Regions from separate parts of the Homo sapiens genome. Here all the other regions are linked to region 1. The links are chromatin contacts, found by Hi-C or POLR2A ChIA-PET in ENCODE. All regions are on one chromosome and are shown on one strand. The core of a region is the stretch at or near the end of the contact, and the rest is flanking DNA. Distances in the headings are between cores, read along the strand shown. Region 1 holds the start of GOLM2 (golgi membrane protein 2). Region 2 holds the start of SHF (Src homology 2 domain containing F). Region 3 overlaps SHF (Src homology 2 domain containing F). Region 4 holds the start of TP53BP1 (tumor protein p53 binding protein 1). Region 5 holds the start of MAP1A (microtubule associated protein 1A). Region 6 holds the start of SORD (sorbitol dehydrogenase).

Region 1 (4,460 bases), core at 722-3,221:
CATCTGTTGAGGAAATGTATGTGTATGTGTTTTGTACAATATTTATACTTTTAGATTTGCCTATGTAAAAATGAAAACACTCGTGGGAACAGTAAATCTTAAGTAGTTAACATAACTTTATAGAATAATTTTTTTTTCTCTTCAGACGGAGTCTCACTCTGTTGCCCAAGGTGGGGTGCAATGGCACGATCTCGGCTCACTGCAACCTCTGCCTCACCGATTCAAGTGATTCTCCTGCCTCAGCCTCCCGAGTAGCTGAGGCTACAGGGGTGAGCCACCGCGCCCGGCCTAGAATAATTTTCGATTGCTGGTTGAGCAGAGCAAGGCCAATATGAGTTGAGGAAAGCAGAGATGGAAAGGCTCTTTATAGTTAATGATTTCTCATTTTTGCTTTGCTTCCTTTTGCCAAAGTCGGCTTGTCATCTGAGAGTGGAGAGGATTTGTTAGATCTTATGAAGCCAGAGCTCACTTCTGATGTGAACCAAGTATTAATAATTTTGGTGGTGGTTTTCTGTACTGCATCTGAGAGAGTAATCATTGTTCTTTGAAGATGCAATAATTCTACGCTACTACGGGACTTAGGGAAATAATTTTTGAGGATAGGAAGCACAGAATAATTAAGATGACAAGTCTTCCTGCCTCAAAATCATATCACTCTGATTCGAATAAAAAATACCAAGGTTTTTCCTTCTTGAGGTTTTATACTCATGGAAGTTCTTCAACCTGAGGTCTGAAAAATAAGGCAACCCCATCCTCTCCTTAAACAGGTTAGAGCCAGTACCTTTTTATTTCTCTATGCACGGACAAAATAATTATGCAAAAAAAAAAAAGAGGCAGGTTTTGTTTTTTTTTTTGCACTACTGAAATTCACACTTAACATATAAACAATCTGCTATATGCAGACAGCACTGGTGTTTAGAGTTCAATGATCTGGATTCAAGCCTATTTAAAACCAGATAAGAGAAAGTTCCCAAACATCTATGTGTCTTGGATTCTTCATCTGTAAAATTGCGTTGTTGAGAAGATAATATGAGACTAGGCGCGCAAAACAATTTGTTAGAGCTATTATTTCTAACCCGGAATGTGTTCGCTGGCAGTAACAGTGCATTAGTTACGATTCATCGAGGGCAGCTTCTGGACTTTCTGTTTGGAAGCCCAGCTGAGGCAAAAGCAGCAGTGCGTTTAAAAATTGGAGCTCGCCACATTCTGAAATTCTTTCGGTTCGTGAAAGCAGTAACCTAGGAAACGAGACTGGCACCACCCCTTTCAGTCCTAAAGCTTGGTTTCTCCCGCTTTTCTCCATTATGTTTAGGGCATCGCTATTTTACAGTCTTTTTGTTTTTTCTTTCCACATCATTAGCACAAAAGAGAAATTCCCCTTCTACAGAAGCAAGTACAAAACCTTTCTAGTCGCTCCTTTTTGGCAGCAGCTCACCTACTATTTTTTTCTATTCCGCGGTCGCAGCCCCAGACGTCCTCAAAGACAAATATTTTCGCGAGGGCCAGTGTAGGGCAGGAACTCCCTAGGCCTTGAATCAAGGGAATCCAGTAGATAACAACAGAAAGGACTCCGACCCAGGTACCTGAGACATCTGAGACCGCCAAAATTAACACAACACCCTACGCGACAGAGAAAACTCTGGGCGGGGAGAGAGAAAGAGAGCGAGCGAGCGAGAGAGAGAGAGAGCGAGAGAGAGAGAGAGAGAGAGAGAGAGAGAGAGAGAGAGAGAGAGAAAGAGAGCGAGCGAGAGAGAGCGAGAGAGCGAGAGAGCGAGAGAGCGAGAGAGCGAGAGAGAGAGAGAGAGAGAGAGAGAGAGAGAGAGAGAGAGAGAGAGAGAGAGAGAGACGAGAGGAAGCAACGTTCTCGCGACAAGAGGGGTGTCGACGGAAACTCGGAAATGGTCCCCTAGACGACCCGGCCCCAGCTAGTGGGTGGGGCCAGGGTACATCCGCCCCTTTCCGGTTTTTTTCCCCGCCTCCCAACCGTGAGGTGTTGGGTTTGGGGGACGCTGGCAGCTGGGTTCTCCCGGTTCCCTTGGGCAGGTGCAGGGTCGGGTTCAAAGCCTCCGGAACGCGTTTTGGCCTGATTTGAGGAGGGGGGCGGGGAGGGACCTGCGGCTTGCGGCCCCGCCCCCTTCTCCGGCTCGCAGCCGACCGGTAAGCCCGCCTCCTCCCTCGGCCGGCCCTGGGGCCGTGTCCGCCGGGCAACTCCAGCCGAGGCCTGGGCTTCTGCCTGCAGGTGTCTGCGGCGAGGCCCCTAGGGTACAGCCCGATTTGGCCCCATGGTGGGTTTCGGGGCCAACCGGCGGGCTGGCCGCCTGCCCTCTCTCGTGCTGGTGGTGCTGCTGGTGGTGATCGTCGTCCTCGCCTTCAACTACTGGAGCATCTCCTCCCGCCACGTCCTGCTTCAGGAGGAGGTGGCCGAGCTGCAGGGCCAGGTCCAGCGCACCGAAGTGGCCCGCGGGCGGCTGGAAAAGCGCAATTCGGACCTCTTGCTGTTGGTGGACACGCACAAGAAACAGATCGACCAGAAGGAGGCCGACTACGGCCGCCTCAGCAGCCGGCTGCAGGCCAGAGAGGGCCTCGGGAAGAGATGCGAGGATGACAAGGTAAGGACGACCCTTTTCTCTTCAAACCCCATGGTTTCTTTTCTCCCCGGGGTCTGGGGCGGGATGTTAATCCGCTAGCTGTTGTCTTATGCCTTCCAGTATTTCAGTCCTGAAGGCTCCTTTCACCCCCAACAACCCTGTTTCTGTCAGACTTTTCCCAGTTTATCAGTGCCACGTTCTCTGGTCCCTGCCAGAAAAAAATGACTGTAAATTCTGGTTCTCAAGAGTGGACTGTGTGCAGATGCTGCCTATTCTCTAAGCTCAGCTGGTGAGTTGGCAGTAGTAATCATCTGGCCTGTGTGGCCCCCTTACCTTCAAAGACACACAAATCTGGCGACTGCCAGGTTTGGTGTGGTTATTGTCTCATTTTTATTCCGTGCACACTGATCAATATTAATTTCGTTATTTAAAGAACGAAGCCGCCTCTGACTCCTCTACTTATGGTAGTCATCATATATTTTTTAAGCTGTGTGACTTTTAAAATCTCTATAGGGTGATGTATTGAATAACTAAATAATCAGCTATGACTGCCTTTTTGTGATCAAAATGTTATGATAGATGGGCCCTCGAGCTATATGTGAGACACACTTGTGTCTTGGACATAGTTGATCCATCATTATCTACTCAATTTGAATTGTTAATGAAATCAGCCAAAAGATTAGAATCTGAAAATAAATTTTAAGCAGTGGAATGTCATGTCAGTGTCTTCATTGAAAGAAAATAGAATGAAATTTTGTATAGCTAAGTTGCTATTAGGGTTGGTGTTTTATGCAGATGGAAAACTATACAAAGTTTTAAATATAAAAAGTTTAAAATTGAACTGTAATCATACTTGCTACTAAATAATCCTTGTTTTCATTAGCTCATTGGTAACTATATTAATAGTTTATGACTTAGCAACTTCTGTAGGTATAGTAGAGTTATGAAAATTTCTGGGCAGGATAGTAGATGCCTTTCTATACACTTCTTTGGTAATCTTCACATTTTTGTGTGTAAATGCCCATTATAATTACAAGTTTTACTTTGCATATCAAAATCACTTAAGGGTAAGTCATTATGAATTAAACTGTCTGTGAGCTTCTAACTTTCCTGTTGACAGCCTCTACCTGGCTTTCTTATTTCATGAAGATTAAGGCCCTCAGCTAAGTGCTTCCCTATAACCCCCTCCTCTTCACCATAACATAGACATGCTATGATAGGGTCAAGGAATCAGTACATTTATATGTGCGCTGCATGCTTAACTCTAAAGACTGAAAAACTCTCGGGCAGAGTAGGTAGAAATCCATGAAAGTTTGGAGTATTAAAGTAAGGTCTTCCTACTTGGCATGGTTGAGCATTACAATTCACATTCTTCTCTCTGGTCTCAAAGGAAAGTCTCTTGTTGTAATTAATACTCTTGATTCCATTCTTTCATCCATTGGACTTTTTGTTGTTGTCGTTGTTGTTGTTGTTGTTGTTTTTTGAGACGGAGTTTTGTTTTTGTTGCCCAGGCAGGAGTGCAATGGCGTGATCTCAGCTCACTGCAACCTCCGCCCCCCCGGGGTTCAAGCAATTCTCCTGCTTCAGCCTCCTGAGTAGCTGGGATTACAGGCATGCACCACCACGCCTGGCTAATTTTGTATTTTTAGTAGAGAAGGGGTTTCTCAATGTTGGTCAGGCTGGTCTTGAACTACCAACCTCAGGTGATCCGCCCGCCTCAGCCTCCCAAAGTGCTGGGATTACAGGTGTGAGCCACCATGCCCAGCCTCTTTTTTTTTTTTTTTTTTTAAAGAGACAGGGTCTCATTGTGTTGCCCAGGCTGGAGTGCAGTAGCTGTTACACAGGCATGATGCACTATAGCATTGAAATCCT
Region 2 (4,460 bases), core at 1,136-3,635, 900 kb after region 1:
TCCTGGGAGAGCCTGCTGGATTTCATTCCTGTCCCTGTAGCTGACAAAGGAGTCAGACATCTCTTGGCCCCTAAGTCTGAACAGCACACAGATCACAGAGCTGACCCAAGCTGAGGCATGGAGGCCCTTGGCAAGAAGAGGCTGTGAGTCTCTGCATAGAACTGTGTGGGTGCACCCCTTCCTTGGGGGTGTCTGGGAAAATGTGCAAGGGAAGCTGTGGCTAGGGGAGTCTCCGACCCTCACGCCACCCTGATAATGGACAGTCACCATTCAGGACATATTTATGTACCCTTTTTTATGTCAAGCATTGTGTCAGGCACTTGGGAGACACAAGAAGACATGGTCTGTGTCCTGGAGGAGCCCATGGCTTGGTGGGCAGCCTGTTAGGGCATCCAAGCCACTGTAGAGAGGAGAAGGGCCAAAGACAGCTCAGGCCCATGTTGCCTGTGCCAAACAGGCAGTGGTTAGAGAGGAGGAGACTGACTGGTCAGTGGGAAGAACAGGGCCTATCCCTCTCCTCTGTCTCACTGTCACTACCTCCATCACATCACACAATAGCAGGGGACAAGAAGCAGACGAGCACAGCCTTGGAGAAGTGCCCTTGAACCTTCCTCTGCAGAATAAGTATCCTGGCCCAGGATGGGCAGCCATGCCCCATGGCAAAAACTAGGGGAAAAATAATTTGCATTCCTGAGGCTTCTGCTCTGACCCTGACAGATCTCTCTCATCCAGGAAATCTGGCGGAACGGCGCTCTCTCAGCTAAAAAGCCTCAATCCTGGAGCCAACGGATTCGGAAAGCAACTTTGCACTCCAATCAAATAAAAATGTTCTTCTCTGCTGAGGAGAAGGGGGCAGGCCCCAGAACTGAGCTCTCGGGGTGAGTGAAGAAGGACAGCAGAGCCAAGGCAGCCCACAGAGTCATCATCACAGAATTTAGGGGCCTGGGATGGCTTTCAGCTCTCACTCTGCCAGGGAGGGATAAGGCCAACCCGAATCAGGGCAGGGCCCTGAGGCATGGTGGATTTCCTGTTCTCCTCCCTATCCTGGTGCCTGCAGACCCAGGAAAAGCTCCAGCCTCCCTCAGAATGGACCAGGGGGAGAGGGAGGCCAGGAGGAGAGGAGGAATGGGCTCAGCTGCTTAGCCCCATGTGGGCAACAGGTCCTGAGCACTGACTATCCTCATACCTGAGAGGACGAGGGAAGGAGGGAGGAGTGGGCCTGGACCCCACGAAGCCCCCTTGGCAAGAGCTGTAAGCTGCCTGTCTTCGCCTCCTGAGAACAACAGCCTATAGGGCAAAGGCCAGCTCGTGCTGTGTCCGCAAGGAGAAACCCGTCTTCACCTCCTTTCTGGGGCTTCAGCACCTGCAAGGATGCTTAGGCTGGAGAAACAGGAGGAGGAAGAGGAGGAGGAAGCAAAGAGGCAACAGGAGGGAAGAGCTTTGTGCTGGCTATGCCCAGGGGGAAGGGTCAGAGATCAAAGGGCACTGAGCCGCTGCTTCCAGAGGGGCAGAAAGGCCATCAACCAGTGGGGGTTGGGAGGTGCGCCTCAATTCCCGTTAGCAAAAGGCTCATGGATCAGGCTAGAGGGGGCTACGAAGTGGAGAGCCAGCCCGGGAGGGGGAGGGTCACCAGTTCTGGGGCCATTACAAAGGATAGGGCAGAGGGGCAGAGTTTGGGGCTTCCGTCTCAGATTAGTCGGTTGAGAATCTGAACAAAGGTGGGTGAAGGCTCGGAACCCCGGGGTCAGGGGCTCGCGTCTGCCAGAAGCTGAGACACCGAGGGGCCCGGGCCAGGCCACCTTTGTCCCTCTCGCAGCCTCCAGACCCCTGACCGCCTTCCCTCCTGGCCATCCCGGCCCGGCGCGGCACTCACCCTATCGCTGCTGGCGGGGGGTCCGGAGATCCGCTCATCAGCAGGCGGCGCCGGGGGCCCCGGGGTCTCGACCCGAATAAGGCGGTGTGGGGGAGAGCCGTGGCGCGGGGGCGGCGTGGGTCCGGGGGCGACAGGGGTGGCGAGGGCGGCGGAGCCGGACGACCCCCCGGAGTAGGGGTCTTCGAAGTCGCGCTCCCGCTGCAGCCTGTAGGCGGCCAGGATGTCCGGGGGCGGCGCGGGGGGCGCGGCCGGAGAGGGCGCAGGGGGGCGGTAGTCGGGCTCGGGGGGCGCCGGCTTGCTGCCCCCTCCGCCGCCGCCCCCCCCGCGGAAGCCCAGGTGCTCCCGGAGCCACTTGGCTACTCCGCCGCTGCCGCCCCCTCCTGGGCCGGCTCCCGCACCCCCGGCGCCCCGGCGGGACCCCCCCGGGCCGCCCCCAGCGCTCCCCTGCGTTCGCGGCCCCGGGCGGGAGCCAGCCGGAGGAGCTCCGCTCAGTAACATGGGGCCAGCCAGACTGAGCGAGGGGAGCGCAGCGGCGGGTGGGGGGCGGGGGCGGGGGTGGGGAGGGGGGCGGGGCTCCGCCGGGCGGGGAGGGGGCGGGGCGCTTCAGTAACAAGGGAGAGGCGGGGCTCCGCTCCCTAACAGGGTCTTCCTCCTCCCGTAGCTCGGAAGAGTGTACGCGGGCTTCCAGCCGGTATGCACAGGCAAGAAGTGAAGTGGGCAGCCCTGGGGCAGAGGATGCGACTACTGGACTGAGGTTGAATCCTTTACGTGTCGCCACGCGGTCCCCTGTGGGGAGCGCATCCATCCCCATCTGTTCTTTTCCCCAGCTCCCAGCTCGTGCGAGACGCAAAGAGGGGAGCCCCCAGACTCCTGACTCTAGGGAGCCTTACGCCTCTCCTCTTCCCTCTCCCAGGATCTCGCAACTGGGAAACTATAATCTAGGAGGAAAATCTAGGCGGGCAAGAAAAGGGGCTAGGTTCTGTAAGATGTGTCTGTAAGCCTCCTCCTCCCGTGCTACCTTGGGAGCCCCACAACCTCCTCCCATCCAACCGTACGCACTGCACATACCCGAACCTACGTTACTTCCCGATCCAGGCAAACACATCTCACATCACATACAAACAACTCCCTAGAGACGCCCACTTCTCCCGTGTCGTTTTCACACACGCCCTTCTCACACGCAAACAGCCCTCGCTCAAACATCCCCCACCCACGGGAGCACCTGCTCCAAACGGGCCCACATGGCCCTGACGATAGCATGCGCACGCACGCAGAAATCCCTTCCAGCCACATCCCGGGCTTCATTGTCAATCAGATTAGTAACAGAATGGAAACAGACAAGTCAATAAATCAAGTCTAGAAACAGTCCCAGTGTTGTCTATCACAAACTCCTTATCCTCTTGAGGCTCAGATGCTCAAGTGCTAGGCATTTTTGTCTTAGAAATAAAGCCAGTTCCGGCTGGGCGCGGTGGCTCACGCCTGTAATCCCAGCACTTTGGGAGGCCGAAACGGGAGGATCACGAGGTCAGGAGATCGAGACCATCCTGGCTAACACGGTGAAACCCCGTCTCTACCAAAAATACAAAAAAATTAGTCGGGTGTGGTGGCGGGCACCTGTAGTCCCAGCTACTCGGGAGGCTGAGGCAGGAGAATCGCTTGAACCCAGGAGGCAGAGGTTGCATTGAGCTGAGATTGCGCGACTGCACTCCAGCCAGGGCGACAGAGTGAGACTCCGTCTCAAAAAAAAAAAAAAAAGAAAAAGAAAAAAGAAAAGGAAAGAAATAAAGCCAGTTCCTCACCATAAATGTAGGCCTGAAGCCAACACCAACACATTTGCTCTTGGCTCTGCTGGGAAAGCAGCTGTCTCACCTCACTTTACCCCACCCCCTTTCCCCCACTGCCTCAGTGTCTCCGCACTCCTAGGTTCATGTCTGCCTTTTTTTTTTTTTTTTTTTTTTTGAGACGGAGTCTCACTCCGTCGCTGGAGTACAGTGGCACGATTTCAGCTTACAGCAACCTCCACCTCCCGGGTTCAAGCAATGCTCCCAGCTCAGCCTCCCTAGTAGCTGGGATTACAAGCGTGCGCCACCACACCTGGTTAATTTTTTGTATTTTTAGTAGAGATGGAGTTTCACCGTGTTGGCTAGGCTGGTCTCGAACTCCTGACCTCAAGTGATTCCCCACCTCGGCCTTCCAAAATGCTGGGATTACAGGTGTGAGCCAACGGCACCTGGCCATATCTGCCTTTTGAGGGCGCAAAAAGCCAAGAGGCCCCAAAGGAAAGGAGTTCAAAGCGGGGGGTGTAAAGAAGGATGTAATGGCAAAACTGTGAATCTCCTGGGATTCCCAGGGCCCCGAGTCTCAAAATATTTGTTGAGTTCCTGCTTTGTGCAAATTCTAGTTGGGCGAGGTGGCTCATGCTTGTAGTCCCAGGTACCTGGGAGGTTGAGGTGGGAGAATTGCTTGAGCCCAGAAGTTCAAGGCTGCAGCGAGCTATGATTGTGCCACTGGTCAGACAGTGCTGCTTGTATTTAGGACAGTGCTTCTGATCAAGCCAGTGCTGCTTGTATTTAGGACAGTGCTTCTC
Region 3 (4,460 bases), core at 736-3,235, 880 kb after region 1:
ATGCTCCTCAGCCCTCTTCTCCCTGCTCCAGTAGTCTCCCTTCCAAATAAATCACTTTTCTGCCTTCAGGGTTTCTTTATTCTGCCCTAGGACCGGAAGGGGCATGGGGAGAGGAAGCCACTAACCCAGCCAGCTCACCAGGCTGGCCCAGACATCTCTCAAGCTGCCCAGTGTCCTGAGTAAAGGAGCTGGCCCAAGGCAAAGTGCCCCAGCTAGCAATCCCTTCCCCGGCCCAGGGGTGCCCTTCCTGACAGAGGGCCTGTCAGCCACTAGTGTGAGGCCTGGTGAGCCTGCTCAGGAGGGGCAGAAACAGAGGGTGTGGAAGCTTCTGGAGGAGGTTGGCTGGGGAAGAGAACGGGGTCGGGGGCAGACTCAGCTGGAGTCTATAGGGAGCCAGAGCCGCCTGGCTTGTTACCAGGACCTCAGTCACTCCCAGCCCTTCTCTGAGCAAAGGGAGAGTTGGGCACCTGTGCCTACATGGCTCTTCCAGGCAGTGAGATGATAGCAGGAGACAAATGAACACATCACCCAACCTCTCTGGGCCTGTTTTCTCATCTGCAAAATGGCTGGATGCTCTCCAAGTCGACTTAAAGACAGGACAACCCTCTGAGGGAATTTCTCTGAGTGCGCCCCTTTTTTTTTTTGAGACAGAGTTTCGCTCTTGTTGCCTACGCTGGAGTGCAATGGCACGATCTTGGCTCACCGCAACCTGTCTCCCGGGTTCAAGCGATTTCTCCTGCCTCAGCCTCCCGAGTAGCTGGGATTACAGGCACGCACCACCACGCCCGGCTAATTTTGTATTTTTAGTAGAGACGGTATTTCTCCATGTTGGTTAGGCTGGTCTCGAACTCCCGACCTGAGGTGATCTGCCCGCCTCGGCCTCCCAAAGTGCTGGGATTACAGGCGTGAGCCACCGCGCCCGGCAAGAGAGTGCCCAATTTTAAGTGATCCTTCCTATTGCTTCCACAAAACGCCTGCATACCACATATCCTCAATTTCGAGAAAATAGCCACTGGTTTAGAAACTCTCAAGTACTGTGATTCACAGCACACTTTGGAGGTTGCACGTTTAGGTTCTGGAAGAGGCCCTCAGACGGCCCTTTGGCTCAGCGGTCCCCCGAAGGTGCCTGTCCAGCATGTCGAGGGGTCCTGACCAGCCTGCCCGCGGGGTGGGGCGGGCCTGGGGCAGCCTGAGAGCCGCTCCGCCTGGCGACCCAGTGGGCCTCCCCGGGCCCGCCCAGAGGCCTGGGCGGGTTCCAGCGGTGGGCGCCGGTCGGGGTGCGGCCTAGGCCGCGGGCCGGTGGTTAGGGGCTCGCAGGCCGGCCACGCCCGAGGGTCTGCCCGGGACAAACCCTTCCGTTAGGGCGCGAGGGAGGCGCTGCAGGCCCTCAGTTCCTCGGCCAAGGAGACAAGCGCGGCCCCCGCGGCCCGTCCCGCCAGCCTTCCCGCCTCCGCCGGCGCGCGGCTTCCGCGTGGCAGGCCGCCCCGCTCCCCGGCCTGGCGCGCTGCCTCTTTGTCTCTCCGCGCCTCCCCTCCTCCCAGACAAATGGCTGTTGGCAGGAAATTGGACGCGCTCGGGGGAAGCCGCGCGCCGCGGGGAGGGGGCGCCGCGCGGCCAGCGGGCCTCGGGTGCCCCCAGCCGGGGCGGGGGCGGCGGGGATGTTTTGACATCTCGTCAAAGAAAGGAACTTGATGCTTCGAAAGTGCTTTTCACAGCCGGGCTGTGTCTGCTCCAGAGCTGATTTATACGCAGAATCTGCGCTCGCTTCTCCGCTCCCTCCCCCGTCAGCCCGGGGACGGCGCCGGAGGCGCGGGCGCGGCTGTGCCCGGCAGGATCGGGTTTATTTATTGCCTCTGGCCCGGAGCCGGGGCGGCCTGGGGACTGCACAGTTCCCTCTGCCCGAGCCCCTCCCCTTCTCTCCCCACCCCCCAAAGCCGGCTGCTTCCCAGGGGCCTGTCTTCCCCAAACCTCTTACCAGACTCTGGGCGGAGCCCTCCGACGGTCTGGGGTGGAAGTCGGGGACGGAGGCAGAGAGGTGGTAAGGCGCCCCAAGGGGCCGAATTCTGCACTACCTCGCACGGACCCAGTGGGGAGAGGGTGGTGGTGGTGGAGGTCACCACCTCTGCCCTAAGGTCGGAAAGGAGCCGGAGCTGCCAGTCTGAAACTCCCTACCATCCCAGTAGCTCTGGAACCCCCTTCCTCCAGGGGCTATCCTTTCTCTCCAGGGATTCCTCTTTCCCCAGCTCCAGACAACCCCTTACTCCAAGGCCCCAGGAGCCCTTTCCCTTTAGAATAAATTAAGGAATCTCCAGCTTCTACTGGATCCCAGGAGAAGAAAGGTTTGAAAGATCACGTCCCTGGCAAGAGCCACAGCCCTCAGCCAGGTGATGGGCACAGGGCTGGGTACAGGTCTATCACAGTGCCCTGGCTTCACATCTAAAGAGTCCGGATGGCCACAGGGTAGAGCAGGGACATGTGTTCGGCTCCCTTAATGGGTAGCTTGCGGCTGGCATAGTGGTGCACAATTTCAGGGACGCTGCTGAAGGGCGGGCTGTTCTGGCCCAGCACATATTTGTGTTCCTTGGTTCGGGACAGCTTCATGTGCATGAATCCCTGGCTGCTCCTGGGAAGAGGAGAGGAGACTTTGGTGAGTGGGGGCTCTCCTCAGCCCCCTCATCCATCCACCCAGTAACCCTCCCCAACCCTACAGCAAATGTGGTGGTTCCGAAGCCAGCTGAGAATGACAGGTGATTAGGGGAGGTGGAGGTCAGTCCAGAAAGCAGGGGTGGTGGTGGTGTAAGTAGGTAGCACTGGGCATTGGCTTTGTGGTAAGGCCACTGGTTGTGCCAAGAATGTGTGTATAGGGAGCATACAGGGTGTGTGCAGGTGGAAACTGAGCGACCAGCACCTCCCCCGACCCCTGCTGGCCAACCCTGGGGTCCAGGCACCCCGGCCCTCCAGCCTCTGTGGCCAGGGCCAGTTTAACCTCACCTTTCTTGAGCTCTTTGGTAGGACACCCGTGAGGGGCTCCTGGTGACTCATGTGGAACCACATATGCCCTTGGCAGGAGGGTGGACAGATGTGACAACCAAGCTAGTCTTCATTGGGGCTCTCCCTTCTAATGACTAGGGGGAAGGGGGAAGCTGATCTGGAAGACCCCCCAAAATCTGGGAGTGCTCAGCTGCCTCCTCCTGGGGATATCCCTTCACTCTCTTGCTTTCTGGGTCTTGGACCAAGCCCCTAGCTCATTTATCCGGCCCTTCAGCCTACAATGACTTCACTCCCTTGCTCAGAGGAGACATGCTCCTGCCTCTGCCATCTCCCTGCCACAGCCAGGAAATCAGCATTAGTGCCTGGCCCCGCCCTCAAGACAAGGACCCCACTGCTCAGAGCTCTGGCTAGCTCCTAAATGTCCAGGGACCCTCGGCCCATGAGAGGGCATGGGAGTGAGACCTCCAAGAACCTTTGTCTAAACCACCACAGGCTTGGTCTGTCAGGCCTCAGGTCTGAAACTCAAGCACAGGCAAGGGGTGAGGAATGTTTTGGGGAGCCCTGAAGCCTAAGTGTTATATACTGCTGGCCAGAGCCTACTTGGGGACAAGGACGGGGCTTAGAGGTTAGTGTGGAAAGCAGAACCAGTGAGGGAGCTGCCTCCATCCTGAGGTCCACCCCCCGGAGAAGTGAGGCTGGCAATCCTTATCACTTGCCTCCCCTGACTGGGTACAAGGCTCTGCCCGGACCCATTTCACCAGGCCCACAAGCGAGAAATCAGAGTGGGGAGGCTGAAGGGAGGTGACAGATGGGAGGAAAAACGGAGGCCCCAAACTCTATCCCTCTGCCTCCCCAGGCATGGAGTCCTCAGGAGCCTAGCAGACTGCTAGGAAAAGGCCTGAGGCCCCAGGGCTGGGAGTCAGGGTGCAGGGTGGCCGGGGCCATCTGTAGGTCTGAGATAACTAGGGCTGACAGCACAGGCCCTTGGGGAAAGGAGCCAAGGGCCTGAGGCAAACAGCCCCTGTGGGTGGTGGAGAGGGGAGGCAGTGTCCCCTGTCAGGCTCAAGGCTGTGGGCAGCAGCATGGGCCCTGCTTTCCTTCACCTCTTCTCAGTTTGGGGCTGACCCCTTCTCCCTTAGTCCACCTGGGGAATTGTCTCTCCTAAAAGCTGCACATTGTATCTTCTCAAAAGACAGATCTGGCTAAGAAGGACAAGTGGCCAGAGAGCTCAGCCGCCATCTGGATAACCAACCTCCTGCAGAGGGGATGGCTGTGCTTTCCCACCTCCTGGGACAAAGTCCCAAGGGTCCATTAGGACACAGCAAAGCCCTTGCCAGACCCTCAGGGTACTGGGGTTAGGACCAGCTGGGCTGCAGGACCAGGCTGGCAAGCCTTTTTGAGGAAGTTGTTTAATTACCAGTGAAAGCTCTTCCATTAGTGAGAGAAGAGAAACCATAATTCTATTTCAG
Region 4 (4,460 bases), core at 943-3,442, 800 kb before region 1:
AACAATTGAATCTTGTTTAGGGTAAGAATTAAACATTCTAGATCTAAAACTGGTGGGGTACTTCAGTTGATAGATGGAAAACATGCCTAATAGTTCTGATAATACTCCTAAATTTTTTTTTTTTTTTTGCTGAGACGGAGTCTCACTCTGTCACTCAGGCTAGATAAAGTACACTGGTACAATCTCAGCTCACTGCAACCTCCGCCTCCCAGGTTCAAGCAACTCTCCTGCCTCAGCCTCCTGAATAGCTGGGATTACAGGCACGCACCACCAGGCCCAGCTAATTTTTCTGTTTTTAGTAGAGATGGGGTTTCACCATGTTGGCCAGGCTGGTCTCAAACTCCTGACCTCAAGTGATCCATCCGCCTCAGCCTCTCAAAGCGCTGGGATTACAGGCATGAGCCACCATGCCTGGCCCCTAAATACTTTTTAATAATTTTTTTCTACTAGGAGGAATGCTTATTTTGTTTCACATGCACAAGACAGATCATGATTTGAATAATGTAGGTATAAAAATTATTACCTTCACAAAACAGTTTCCAGCTATCAGTACTATTACAATACTATCTAATACAACCCTCAAGTCCCATTTCCTAATCCACAAGAAAGAGATTAATCCTTTTATCCTTGGGATGAGGCAACAGGTACAGATAAAAGAACAAATCTGATAATACATTTAAATAAACCCCTTCAAACACTGTATACCTGCTTGTCCTGTTTGGCTGAGGTAACTGCTCAATGACCTGACTGATGGAACCACATGTGTCCAAGTTAGAAGAATCCACAGGGTCTGAAAAAAATAACTGGATATTAGCATGAAAGACATTTACCAACAAACCTTAATACAAAATCAGGAATACAGACAATACCAATCTAATCAGTGACACTAGCACATCAACTTTTGAGTGACTACTACGCAGATACCACAGTAGGCTTCCTTACATACATTCGACACAACCACATAAAGTTTAAATCCACCCAGCACCAACAAGAGCACCCAAAAAATGCAAAGGGGACAGATAGCTTTAAACACCTCACCTGCAACCTTGTTTTCTTTCAAATGTTCATTGAACCCACTATTACCGTCTCCTCGTTCTTCTCCAGCTGTTTGTTCAGGATTGGACACAACATCCTAGAAAATACACATACAAAATATCCCCATTATATATGAAATAGTTCAAAATGAAACCTACTATTTGTGAACAATTTTTCCAATCAACTTTATTGAGAAGGTAATGATCTTCTAAATACTTATGTTTGCTGGTTTTCGGTTTAAAAAAAAAAATCTGCTCAATCTTCTTCAAACAAGGTATCACTCACCAACACAGGATTTTCTTTGTGCGTCTGGAGATTAGGAAGGTGTCGAGATAGCATACTGAAGTGAGAACCAGAATCATCCTCTAGAACCTGGCTTTCAGGCTGAGAATCTTCAATTATCAGGCAAGGAGTATCTTGCTGAGAGAAATCTGAATCCAACTGACTTCCAGTAGGGTCCATCTGCTCCCCTGGAATGGAATAACAAAAGATCAGTTCCGTGTAACCTACTAGCCTTGCTCACGCAGTCTAAACCTAAATAATGGGGCGGAAGTACAAGAGCTGGGAAACGGGACCACTTCAGGACTCCTCCAATTAGAATATTATATTTATAATTGCTGCAAGCACTTTCCTATCATGCCTACCAAGTCACCATTCCTCGTTATTTACAATAAGCCTGACTATCCCTCCCTATTTTTCATCACCTTCTCGTAGACACCCTTTCCCCTCCTTCCTAACCTCTTCTCTCCCCGCCCCTTTTTCCATCCCCCCCGCCACGTCCTTCTGGCGCCTCTACCTCCCCCCAAAAGAATGTTTTCTAAAATCTGTTCGCCAGAGGCCCCACAGCCTTTCAGCTTTCCTCACGACCACCAAGCCTTCTTAGCTAACGTTTCCCCACCCCCTCCTTAGGGCCCTCCAACCCCTTCCCCGTCACCGCCGCCATGCTTGCCACCCCGCCCCCTCCGGTCAGCCATCCCTTCAGACCCGAAATCCAGGCCTTCAGAGCCCACTGCACTCCCATTTCTCTCCAAACAGTACCAGGCATCCCGGCGGGAGGTCCCTCGCGCTCGAGCTAGAGGTCTCTGCACGCTCCCCAAGTCCCTCCAGATCGATCCCTAGGTCGCCGCTGTCGCCACCGCCGCCACCGGCCGCGAACTCCCCCTTTCCCGTCACGTCACACAATATCGGATCGTCCATTCGCTGCCGCCGCCCGCCACTCAAGAAATCCCGTGGATGATAGGTAGCTGCGGCAGAGTGCCCTGCCCCACGTAAGAAAAAGGAACACGGCGGCGCGTTTCCATGGCAGCATGGACGTTGCAGGCCCTCCCCTTTAGTAGAGCCGGAGAATGACGGTATCCTTGAACCGAAGGGACCTTGAGAGGGCGTGAAATACCTTCCCCTGCTTCCAGGACGATTGCATTTACCACTACTCAGACATTTCAGTACCTCTACCTGCTTTTTCTCGTTCACGCCCCTTAATCCCCGTCCCTCACCCTCTTTCCTGGAAAAGGAGAGAGTTTCCCAGCTTTCTCATAACAGGGCAAAGAAGAAGCGGCTTGAGGATGGCTAGGTACTTCAGAGCTGGTGAACCCAACAGAAGAGACTCTTTCTTCTTTGACACAGGGTTAACCTGTGTCAATCAGGATCCCTTTTGTGGGCCTCTACCCTGAATCCAAGGGCCTGACATTACATCTCTGCCAGGGCGTTTTTAGTATTTGTTTGTTTTTACATTGTATAAGGGCTCCAGTAAGCCATATTTCTTCCCATTGCCCTTTTCCGCCTAGGACGTATTTCAAGCTTCACACTTGTTTATCGTTGCCTTATCTTTTATGGGATTGCCTGCAGAGACTACAGCCCCAGACATATTTTGCACCTCCCATTGAGAGAATTGAGCACTGTCATTCTCAAACTCCATGGTAAAGAGAACAGCTGCCACCCCTTCTAACTAGATGACCTCAAAGATACTTCCAAACCCAGAGATTCTATTATCCTAATTATGGTGCCAGGGTCTTAAAGAGGGTGTGGCAGCTGTGACGAGTCTTAATGAACTAAGCCCCATGTGGCATATGTGTTTGTTTTGTTGTTGTTGTTGTTGAGGGGTGGGGGTATATTATTTAAGTGGCAGTTGGATCCAGGATAGAATTCTAGCCAGAGCAGCTGTCAATAGGGAAAGCACCTAGCACAGTGCCAAACATATACATAGTAGGCATTCAATATGAGGCAGTTTTCTCTTTCTACCCCAGGCTCAGATTTATTTCGGCACAGCCCAACCATGATTCTCCATTTCTGTAAATGCCCAATTCAGCACGTGATATAGGCAAAGCTGAAGTGGAGCTTCCTACCAGTCTTCTCACTGCTGCTATAAATTACAGTGATCCTATTTTCCAAACCAAATTCAAAGCATGTTGTCTGAATACACGTTACTTATGGGAACAAAAGGACTGACTCCTTGAAACTGTCCTGAAAAATCTAGAATCTATTACTGCTATAACTGGAATATAATTATGGTCGCCAGTATGTTTTATTAGTGGAGCTAAAATGAAATGGACCACACAGAGATGCATCTCACTTCTTAATCTTAAAATCATTTATAATTGACTCTTTTCATACTCCACTCCTAAAGCTGCAGAACACCAGTGACTAAACAAATCTAATACTTAAAGACCAGGTTAGAGCAATACTAACTACACTAGCTGGACAAAGTGAGTTCATCTGCTCTATTTGAGAGGGCACAACCAACCAGGTCCTGTTATGAGTAAATCATGACCTTGAGTCCCATAAAAATCCCCCAAAAGTTACCATTTTTTTGCTTTTCTTCTCCAGCCTGCTTCTGCTTCCTCCCCAAGTGAGGCACAAATAAACAGATCTGTTTGATTACTTGACAAGTGTGTTTGTCGAAACATAAAATGGCTGGGCGCAGTGGCTTACACCTGTAATCCCAGCACTTTGGGAGGCAGAGGCAGGTGGATTACTTGAGCCCAGGAATTTGAGACCAGCCTGGGCAACATGGCAAAAGCCCATCTCTAAAAAATATACGAAAAAAATTAGCTGGGTGTGGTGGCATGTGCCTGTAGTCCCAGCTACTCAGGAGGCTGAGGTGAGAGCATCTCCTGAACTAGGAGGCACAGGTTGCAATGAGCCAAGATTGCAACACTGTGCTCCAGCCTGGGCAAGAGAGTGAGACCCTGTCTGAAACAACAACAATAAAAACCTAAAAACCGCCAGGCGCAGTGGCTCACACCTGTAATCCCAGCACTTTGGGAGGACGAGGCGGGCGGATCATGAGGTCAGGAGATCGAGACCATCCTGGCTAAGATAGTGAAACCCCGCCTCTACTAAAAATACAAAAAATCAGCTGGGCATGGTGGTGGGCGCCTGTAGTCCCAGCTACTCAGGAGGCTGAGGCAGGAGAATTGCTTGAACCC
Region 5 (4,460 bases), core at 751-3,250, 770 kb before region 1:
AATGAAGAAGCTTTTTTTTCATCTTTTATACAATTCAAACCTCACAGCATTATCGGAGGATGGTACTAATATTATACTCATTTCATAGTTTATGAAGTAGGCTCTGAGAGAGGTTAAGTCTCTTGTTTAGCAGCATGATTAGTAAAATGGTGGATCAAGTCTCAAATCCAGGGTTTCATATCTTACTTTGTAGCTCAGCTCAAGCCTCTCTTTCTTCTTTGGCATCTCACCATTTCATTGCAGCAGAGCCTAGGAATACAGCAGGTGGAGAGTTGGTTGTGGTGGGTAGCTGTTCAGAGGGTGAAGGCTGAAGGAAAACTCCACTGTGAGTTGGCACCATGCCCAGGGTGTGGCCCTTGGGGGTGGCAGCTGAGAATATGGGTGGGCTCTGTATTGGTCTGGGAAATGTTATTTTGTTCGTAAACTAAATGTCTACTTAAGTTTCCCTCCTAACACACTCCAGAAAGCCCTAGAAAGCAGGGAGGAGATAGAAGGCTTGAGGTGGGAGGAAATAAGAACGATGAAGTTGCAGAAGAGGGGTATTTCCCTTTTGTGATGCTCAGAACTCAGCCTGGTTTTCCCTGTGTATCTCTGCAGATGGCCGCTTCTACCCAAACGGGGTTGTTGCCATTGTCGCAGATTTGCATCCCCGGATCTAAGCAAGGATTGCTCCCCTTTTGTCCCCTCAACCCCCAAGAGTACTAGTGACTCAGCTCCTCCTCTCCTCTGGCTGCAATTAAGGGGGGATGGGGGATGCTGAGAGCACAGACTATTTTGGCTTCTCTGACCTTCAAAAGTAACTCTTGGCAGCCTGGGGCAAGGGTGGGGCTAGTGTTTGGGTGTGAGTGGGTGGCTGTGATTGTGAGGAAGGCCTTAGGAGCTGGCCAAACTGGGGAGGGTGGATGGGAAGAGGGCAGGGAAGGACTATGTAAGAGCATGAGCATCCTCGGGTTGGAAGGAAGTGCTACCACTCTCCAGATTCTTCCTTTGAGTCCTAGAGCGCTTTACTAAATCTGAGATGGAGGTAGAGACTAAGGGAAACAGGATCAACATTAGAAAGATCCAAATAATATAATATAGAAACAGCAAAGAGACAAGGAGAGAGCAAGAACCCAATCACCCTACAAAGTCATTATAGGGTTTTTTTAATCTAAAGAGTACTTCTGTTACATTTAATAATTGGCCTACAACCTTGCTTGGGCCGGAGGCCCTGGTGATCCTTCTTGGTCCTTGTTAACTCCTTCACTGTAAGGCAGAAAGCTCCCTGTCCCTTCAGGGACTTGTCTCTTCATATCCAATGACTCAAGAATCCCAAGAATCAGTGCCTGTGTGGTTACTGTGTTATGCTGCATTCCCATGAAACTTCATGTAGCTCTCAGGGTCCCTGTGCCCCACCCCAACAGGCTAGGGACCATGTGTCCACTCCGGAATTTCAAACTACCCTCTAACCCTAAAATAAGACTTATTTCTGCCCTCCTTGGTTTCTGTAGTGCTGAGGTTCAGAAGAAGGCAGCACATCTCTGCATCCCCAACCTTTGTCTTAAGCAGTTCCCCACACCTACCCCATGCTTTTGGGCCCCCAGCCTTTGTCTCCTGCTCCTCCAGGGACTGAAGGTCACTCCCTGGATCCATCTGAGGAGAGAGGCAGCAGATGGTTTCTAAGAGAAGGGGGAGAGCCCACGCAGCCCATGCCTCCTATAGCCTCGCTCTGTGCCCTAGCATGGGGCTTTGGTCTTTTGGCTGATGCCAAAAGAATATTTCCTAACTAAGCAGGGTTGGGAGAGAAAGGTCCTATGGGCCATAGGACATTGCAGAGGCTCCTTGAGCTGCTAGACAATCCCTCAGCCCCACAGAGCCAAGCAAAAGCACTGGAGCTCAGACGTCGTGAAGGCAAAGAAACAGTTAAGTCTCCAGTGCCTCGTCACGGACCAGCCCCTCTTCCCCGCCCTGGCGCCGCCCTCCTCATCAAGCACCCCCCTCCCCCCCCCACCGCCCGCCCCACTCCCACCCTAAGTGCTGCAGACTCTTCCCTGAAGCTGCCGGCTGAGGCCGGAGCTGCCGCCTCCATGAGAGGCTTCCTCCTACACCCCAGGGTAAGAACCGAACCAAAGGGCTTGGCATGTGGGGGTACACTGTGATAGGGAGGTGGGATGGGGGTCATGGAAAGGGTGCTGGTACCTAATCTGGCACATCTAGAACTAGCCCAGTGGCAGTAGGCAGGATGGGGAAATGGAGAGAGAAGATGAACGTTACTGGCTGTGGGCCCAGCCTGGACCCAGAACCAGAGGCCACCAGGGGCTGTGACAGTCCACCTCTCCAGCTGGGCGGGGATGGGAGAAATCAGCCTGGGACAGCAGCAGAGGGTGGTGCCACTGGCTCTGCCTGACAGCCCAGGATGCTGGAGGAGTTTGGGGGCTATGTTTCTGGTCAGAGGCAGAAGAATCTGAGAGAAAGGGGGATGTTATGGGAATGTGCCTAATAGGAGGGCCCCTGGGTGTCAGCTGCTGGATTGCTCAGCTGCTCCTATGCTGGGGGTGAGCAGGGCAGTGAGTTTTTGCCAAGTAAGGGAAGGTGGGGGACACTATGGAAAAGAAGGGAGGAAAGGGTCACTAAGACGTGGCACGCGCCTCCTTACAGACCAACCGGTTTGCAGTGGGCTCCCCCACCCTATTCCCTGCGGCTAGCTTTAGAATGGGACTCTAAACCCCCCTTTCTGGCCCTGCCGAGGCCACTCTGGAGACGGAGAACTCCCTCCCCAGCGGCTGCCCTGCATTTCCAGTCGTGTCAACCCCACAGGTTCCCAGTCTCAGCCCTACCCCCACCTCATCTCTGCTTCTCTTCCCAAGATGGGGGCTCTTGAACAGAGGAGCCAGTTTCTTCTCTCTCTCTGCATCCCCCCATCCCCACCCCCCATGCAGAAGCAGCCAAGAAAATGACTTGTCATGCTGGGGTGGGGGGTGGGGGCGGAGCTGGAGCCGGAGCTCAGCGCGCACACTCACACACTGCGGCAAACTGCAGCTGCCCAAACGGTCCCCCTCCCCTTCTGCCTCACTGCGGAGACACCTGCCCTCCTGCCTGCTCAGCCTCTGCACCGCAGCCCACCCCCCCCCGCAACTCCAGCACTGGCTGAGCACTGTGTGTCCCTGCCTCACAAGATGGTCCTCTCTAAAGAAAAAGGAAAAAACGAGTCAGTTCCCTTCAGTGAGAGAGCCAGGGGAGCAGAAGAAACGGCTTTCTCCCAGGCCTGAAAAAGAGAGGCACAGGATATAAACCATGTAATTTCAAGTCAGAACCACTCCCAGGGATAGAGTGAGGAACAGGACCTTATGCCAGGACAGGAACTGGGATCATAGAAGTCTTGTGGTGATAAATGGGGACCGTGAGGAATGGTTGGGGGCAGGGAGGGGTAGATAGAAAGCAAATCAGTGTGTGCTATAGATATTTGTCTTTCTGACCCTCCTACCTCAAATTTATGACCTTATTTGTGTGGAGGGAGCTCTTGTCTTTCTAAATCTGAACGACTTAAGGCTGGCAGCTTCCCGAACCTTGATATCCCTCACCTGCCCCAAGCCCTGCCCTTGCCTACATCTGAGGTGGCTCTTGTCCTCTGAATTTATCTCAAATGTTCCCTCAATTCTCAAGTAAATAGAAGGGAACCCTTGAATTCCCCTTTGGCCCAACCCACGCTGTATGGGGTTTGGTCTTCTGACACCATCGTTCATTTCCCCCACAGCTGCATCTGCAGCCCTGTGCTGCCAGATCTGCCTGATCCTGGCACCATGGCTCTGCCTCTTAACAAAGGCCCTGGCCCCAGGCTTCTCTTGTCCAAGCACCAGAAAGAAGAGAGAGCTGGGTCACAGAAGAGGGTCTAAGGGACAAATTATGGACCCTCCCACCAGTATCCTCCAGACAGCCCACTGCCATCTGTTGGATGCTCTGTGAGGTTAATGCCACTATGTACTGCAATTGGAAAGGGGATTTGGCAAGGAAGGGCGGGTGCAGGGGATGGCAGCATTCTTCTTCAGCATCTTCTGTCTCATTTGCCACTTTCTTTCTTTGCTGAATTGTTTGGTGTTTCATGTGAGGCTGGAGAAGGGAAATAGGGGATTTGGGGATGCCTTATCTTTCTCCATGGCCTGGGGAACACCCTGAATCTCTCCTTCCTTATTAATGTGTTTCTTGTTCAAGAACCTTTCACTCCCCATGCCCGTGGTAGAGGCCCCTAGGAGCGGGGCAAAGATGAGAGAAGAAACTGTTCACAATGAATAGGTTGTGGGGTAGTGAATCTGGCCTCTCTGAAACTTTGGGACATGAAGATCAGGTTGGAGAGGGTGTTGTGAAAACTTCCGAGCAGGAACAATATGATTGTGTGCATGTGTATTAGTGCGGGCTTGGCCTCTGAGGAACCAGAGGACAGAAAATGAAGTTATAGTCCTATGTCCATTCTTTGAATCATAAAA
Region 6 (4,460 bases), core at 880-3,379, 730 kb after region 1:
CTTCGGCTCACCCTCCATGGGCTGCAGCCACTGTCCAACCAGTCCCAATGAGATGAACCAGGTACCTCAGTTGGAAATGCAGAAATCACCGTCTTCTGCATCGATCACACTGGGAGCTGCAGACCGGAGCTGTTCCTATTTGGCCATCTTGGAACGGAATCTGGATGATTTACTTTTGGCTACCAATTTGGAAGCCTCATGCCAGCAGGCTACTCTAGATCTCTTGAACTTTCTAGGTAATCAAGCGGGCAAGGTGTCTAAACTGAAAGCCCAGCTCTGCCTACAACAAGTCAAATATCTAGGCCTAATCTTAGCCAGAGGAACCAGGGCCCTCAGCAAGGAACAAATACAGCCTATACTGGCACCGGTCCCTCAAGGCGTAGCACCAACCAGATTGATAAACTCACTTATCTGACCTTGTGGCCCTCGCCCAGAAACTGACTCAGTCCAAGAAGACAGCTTAGATCCCCTATGATTTCATCTCTGACCCAAACAATCAGCACTCCTGACTCACTGGCCTTTCCCCACCCATCAAACTATCCTTAAAAACTCTGAGTCCCCGTATGCTCGAATGCTTGGGGAGCCGGATTTGAGCAATAATGAAATTCCAGTCTCCTGCATAGCTGGTTCTGCATGAACTCTTTCCCTATTGCAGTTCCCCTGTCTTGATAAATTAGTTTTGTCTAGGCAGCAGGCAAGGTGAATCCATTGGGCGGTTACATATTGGGGAGGGGGGACTGTAAGGGAATGAAATCCTGAGCATTATCCTCAAAGGAGGGAGGGGCCTTATAGACTTAGGCCTATCTAGAAGCGCCTCTCTCCTCAGAGAGTAAAACCTCACTGTTTCTCAGAGGGCTGAGAGGCTTGAAGGAAGAGTTTGGGCAGAAACTCTGCTTTGAATAGAAGCAGCAGATCCAGTTGAGAGAAAGAGGTTCACAAATTCCATTTCATGGCTTTTTTTTTTTTAAAGACAGATTTTCACTCTTGTTGCCCAGGCTGGTGTTGAATGGCATGATCTCAGCTCACTGCAACCTCTGCTTCCCAGGTTCAAGCTATTCTCCTGTCTCAGCCTCCCGAGTAGCTGAGATTAAGGCGCATGCCACCATGCCCGGCTAATTTTTGTATTTTTAGTAGAGACGGGGTTTTCACCATATTGGTCAGGCTGGTCTCGAACTCCTGACCTCAGGTGATCCACCTGCCTCGGCTTCCCAAAGTGCTGGGATTACAGGCAAGAGCCACTGCGCCCGGCCTCATGTCTTTTTTATACTTAAGCACCAGGCCCATGTAATGATGCACGAATTCATTTACTCCTACTCGTGCCAGGCCCTTTCCTGGGGGCTGGAGACAAAGGGCCGACGTGGACGCTGCGTCATGGTAGCACCTGTCTCGCAAAGTGCACACCGTGCTCCACCCACAGCCTCAGCATTCTCGTTGCTAGGAATATGGACCCTCAGGCAGCACCTCAGACCTAGACCTACTGTATCAGAATCTCTGTGCTGGTCCTGAGAATGTGCATTCTCAACAGCGCCTCACATTCCCCACCCCAATTCTTCTGCAGCTAACGTTTGAGAGCGCTGGTCTGGTGCCTACTGCCTCTGCAGGCGGTTTTCAAGGCAGCCGTGTGTGCTTGCATGTGAGGCGGCAAAAACAGCGCGCTGCAGGGCCGGCGCGGTGGCTCACGCCTGTAATCCCAGCACTTTGGGAGGCGGAGGCGGGTGGATCACGAGGTCAGGATATCGAGACCATCCTGGCTAACACGGTGAAACCCCGTCTCTACTAAACAAAAATACGTGGTGGTGGGCGCCTGTAGTCCCAGCTATTCGGGAGGCTGAGGCAGGAGAATGGCTTGAACCCGGGAGGCAGAGCTTGCAGTGAGCCGGGATCGCACCACTGTACTCCAGCCTCGGCGACAAACAAACAAACAAACAAAAAAAACAGCGCGCTGCAGATGGAGCCAGCACCCGGGCTTCTCGCTCCCAGCCCCCTCCCGAAGCCCCGCCCCGCCTCCGGGTCTGGAGGAGGCTGGGAAGCCCCGCCCCTCCACGCTAGCGCCGCCCAGGCTGGCACAAAGGAGGAAGCCTAGTCCCGCCCCTGCGTGCGGCGCTTCTCCCAGGCCCCACCTTCCATCCAGTGCCCTGGACCCTCGGCTGGGTAGCGCCACCAGAGCGACCAAACGTCCCGCGCCTTCCAGGCCGCACTCCAGAGCCAAAAGAGCTCCATGGCGGCGGCGGCCAAGCCCAACAACCTTTCCCTGGTGGTGCACGGACCGGGGGACTTGCGCCTGGTAAGCTGGGAAGGAGGGTGGGAAGCATACCGATCCTGCCTCACTCTCCTCTGAGCCCAGCCATAGTCCTGGCTTCCCACTTCCAGCCTGGCGCCGGCCCCGCACCTTAAGCGCCCTGGCTGCCCAGATCCCAGCTGGTTCCCCTCGGGGTGTGGGGGCAGCAGGTAGTGGCTGTTGCGAAGGGCAGGGATCTAGTCGTGTGCCTCCCGGAACCTAGCCCCGTGGCTGGCACGTGGCCGGTGCCCAGGACGGTTGCAAACTGTTTGAATGAAGCTTTCTCTCTCCTTTGCCAGCTGCAGATTCATAGTCCAGCCTCTTGTCATTGACCTTTCCAAAGGAAATGCTAAGGCTGTCTGAATTATCGGGGCAGACCGTGCAGAGCAGAGAAAGGGGGGCCAGAGGACACTTAGAAACAGCAGAACTTGTATTTAACTCCCTTGCTTGGGACTGATAAACCTCCCTTGCAGGATTATGATGATCACAAGAGTACTCAGCACTTAGTACGTGCTCAGGAAGTGCCAGCTCCTTCTCCTTTCCTTCCAGTCTAGGCCTCCATCTCCAGAACCCCTGCTGTTCCCCTTGCCTGTGCCAGACTTGTGGATCTTGATAGCTCCCTTGTCTGTAAGGATCCTTCTCTCCCTAAGACCCTGTCTGGTTCACTTTCCAGCAGTTTTTCTTTCCAATCCCGTGCCTCTGTCCCTTTAGGAGCATTCTGTATGTGTGTCCTCTGCCTTAGACCCTGCCTTTTGCTCCCTGGCTTGTGGCACCAAAGTTTAGGAAGTGGCTGAGTCAGCAGCCTAGTCATGCCAAGCCTCCCTTGACAAAGTCCCTCTCAGATGGGCCTGGGATGGCAGTGGGTATGTGGGATGAGTGCCAGCCATCTCTGCTGCTCCCCTGTACCTCTTTTCCCTCAAAGTACATGCGTCAGTATGTAAACTGCAGTAATTCAGAAGCTTATCCAGGTTAGCAGTTCTTGACTATTTAAGAATCTGTGGTGTCCCCTCCACAGAATGCAAATAGACTGAGTTTGGCAACAATTTCAGACTGCTCAAGGACTCCCTTTAAGCCGCTCTAAGCCCCTCTATAGAACCCTTGTCCCAGCTGACTCTCCATCTCCTCAGTTGAAGAAAGTACCATACCCAAGGTGATAGGTTTTGTTAGTTAACAGAGCCACGACAAGGACTCAGATGTTCAGACTCCCCATTCTAGTGCTCATTCCACTCTTTGGAGCCTCCACCCAAGGTCCTGAATTAAAGTGAGGCTGTTAGTGTTTACTGTTGCAAATGCCAGATGGTATTATGAGTAAGGGAAAGTGGTCCAGCTCTACCCAGCTTGCAGAGTGATTTCCAACTCAGTACTTCATTCCACAAACATTCACTCATGAAAGGGTGCCTGCCATGTGCCAGGCACTGGGCTGAGGGCCCAGAAAGGAGGACACAGCCCCTGCTCCCAAGTTTACTGAGGGAGGCAGACAGATAAAGTCAACAATTATGACAGAGCCCGAGGGCTTTGATGGAGGCCTCAGAGAGAAAAGACGCCACAGGGAGGGGCCCTTGGCCCTCTATCTGCTCAGAGCCTGCTTAAAAGTCATGCACCTAAGGTGCAGAAACACAGTTAAGTTCTCCTTCATCTTACCTCAAACTCATGGTCTTCCACTGCTCAGGCAGACTACCTCTACTATGGTTCCGTAGACAAAGCTTTGAAGATTAGAGCAGCAGCGAACTAACCTTGATCTCATCAGCTTTGCATTAGAACCCACTCTCTGACTGGATTAGGGGCTAGGTTGGGGTGGCTGTAACCTGAAGTATCTAGAAAATATGATGGGCTAGAGAATTTCACCTTTGGTTGTGTGCTGGAACACTAGCTGGGTAAAAGAGTTCAGAGGAGGATTTAGGAAAACACCTAGGCTCAGTTTGAGAATGGGAAGTGGTAGCGTCATTTACTAGTCAGAGTAGATTAAAATGATGAGATCAGGTTTGAAAAGTTGAGTTTAAGATGTCTCTGGAGGCCAGGTGTGGTGGCTGATGCCTGTAATCCCAGCACTTTGAAAGGCCAAGGTAGGCAGATCGCTTGAGGTCTGGAGTTTGAGACCAACCTGGCCAACACGGTGAAACTGTCTCTACTATAAATACAAAAATTAGCTGGGTGTGGTGCCACATGCCTGTAATCCCAGCTA

What was found. A loop is a pair of places that touch in the nucleus more often than their neighbours do. ChIA-PET counts read pairs that join two places held with the same protein, here RNA polymerase II (POLR2A). Pooled maps may share reads with other maps.
Region 2: a map of CD4-positive, alpha-beta T cell shows a loop between it and region 1 (5-fold over the local background). The contact joins the promoter of SHF here to the promoter of GOLM2 in region 1. A Hi-C loop is called at or near these places in 2 of 168 maps with a recorded cell type or tissue (CD4-positive, alpha-beta T cell and naive thymus-derived CD4-positive, alpha-beta T cell), 2 of 37 single-sample maps with no recorded cell type and 9 of 50 pooled maps. POLR2A ChIA-PET finds 5 or more read pairs at or near these places in 3 of 52 experiments (PC-9, activated CD4-positive, alpha-beta T cell and naive thymus-derived CD8-positive, alpha-beta T cell).
Region 3: a pooled map shows a loop between it and region 1 (9-fold over the local background). The contact joins the enhancer-like site here to the promoter of GOLM2 in region 1. A Hi-C loop is called at or near these places in 7 of 50 pooled maps. POLR2A ChIA-PET finds 5 or more read pairs at or near these places in 2 of 52 experiments (PC-9 and activated CD4-positive, alpha-beta T cell).
Region 4: a map of CD8-positive, alpha-beta T cell shows a loop between it and region 1 (13-fold over the local background). The contact joins the promoter of TP53BP1 here to the promoter of GOLM2 in region 1. A Hi-C loop is called at or near these places in 1 of 168 maps with a recorded cell type or tissue (CD8-positive, alpha-beta T cell) and 7 of 50 pooled maps. POLR2A ChIA-PET finds 5 or more read pairs at or near these places in 2 of 52 experiments (HEK293T and OCI-LY7).
Region 5: a pooled map shows a loop between it and region 1 (4-fold over the local background). The contact joins the promoter of MAP1A here to the promoter of GOLM2 in region 1. A Hi-C loop is called at or near these places in 2 of 168 maps with a recorded cell type or tissue (B cell and CD8-positive, alpha-beta T cell) and 8 of 50 pooled maps. POLR2A ChIA-PET finds 5 or more read pairs at or near these places in 2 of 52 experiments (CD4-positive, alpha-beta T cell and CD8-positive, alpha-beta memory T cell).
Region 6: a loop to region 1 is called in a map of CD8-positive, alpha-beta T cell, with 8 times the contacts of the local background. The contact joins the promoter of SORD here to the promoter of GOLM2 in region 1. A Hi-C loop is called at or near these places in 1 of 168 maps with a recorded cell type or tissue (CD8-positive, alpha-beta T cell) and 9 of 50 pooled maps. POLR2A ChIA-PET finds 5 or more read pairs at or near these places in 1 of 52 experiments (endothelial cell of umbilical vein).

Annotation. Positions count from the first base shown.
Region 1 is chr15:44,286,748-44,291,207 of GRCh38, forward strand. It overlaps GOLM2 (golgi membrane protein 2), which reads left to right and starts at 1,972. Exons shown (of 10, transcript NM_138423.4): 1 at 1,972-2,609. The coding sequence starts at 2,283. RefSeq lists enhancers at 1,031-1,937, 1,319-1,388, 1,784-2,078 and a silencer at 1,889-2,248.
Region 2 is chr15:45,185,581-45,190,040 of GRCh38, forward strand. SHF (Src homology 2 domain containing F) reads right to left here and starts at 2,386. Exons shown (of 7, transcript NM_001394037.1): 1 at 1,874-2,386. The coding sequence starts at 2,371. It overlaps LOC124903481 (a long non-coding RNA gene), which reads left to right. Exons shown (of 2, transcript XR_007064608.1): 1 at 1-878; 2 at 2,535-3,238. RefSeq lists an enhancer at 814-1,366 and a silencer at 2,281-2,330.
Region 3 is chr15:45,165,511-45,169,970 of GRCh38, forward strand. SHF (Src homology 2 domain containing F) reads right to left here. Exons shown (of 7, transcript NM_001394037.1): 7 at 1,704-2,623. The coding sequence ends at 2,437. DUOX1 (dual oxidase 1) reads left to right here. Exons shown (of 34, transcript NM_175940.3): 34 at 1-64. Among named protein-coding and RNA genes, the nearest start is that of SHF, 20 kb to the right of the region's middle. RefSeq lists a silencer at 1,122-1,921 and enhancers at 2,122-2,211, 2,203-2,704, 3,462-4,064, 4,065-4,460. Within about 2 kb of position 1,986, at least 36 of the 41 ENCODE cell types and tissues checked have a DNase peak (open chromatin) inside an H3K27ac peak, as active enhancers do.
Region 4 is chr15:43,490,964-43,495,423 of GRCh38, forward strand. TP53BP1 (tumor protein p53 binding protein 1) reads right to left here and starts at 2,193. Exons shown (of 28, transcript NM_001141980.3): 1 at 2,074-2,193; 2 at 1,321-1,505; 3 at 1,039-1,132; 4 at 706-790. The coding sequence starts at 2,080. RefSeq lists enhancers at 1,219-1,927, 1,928-2,634, 4,131-4,460.
Region 5 is chr15:43,515,608-43,520,067 of GRCh38, forward strand. It overlaps MAP1A (microtubule associated protein 1A), which reads left to right and starts at 2,001. Exons shown (of 6, transcript NM_002373.6): 1 at 2,001-2,093. RefSeq lists an enhancer at 2,476-3,119.
Region 6 is chr15:45,021,066-45,025,525 of GRCh38, forward strand. It overlaps SORD (sorbitol dehydrogenase), which reads left to right and starts at 2,130. Exons shown (of 9, transcript NM_003104.6): 1 at 2,130-2,284. The coding sequence starts at 2,219. RefSeq lists a silencer at 1,910-2,079 and an enhancer at 2,849-3,499.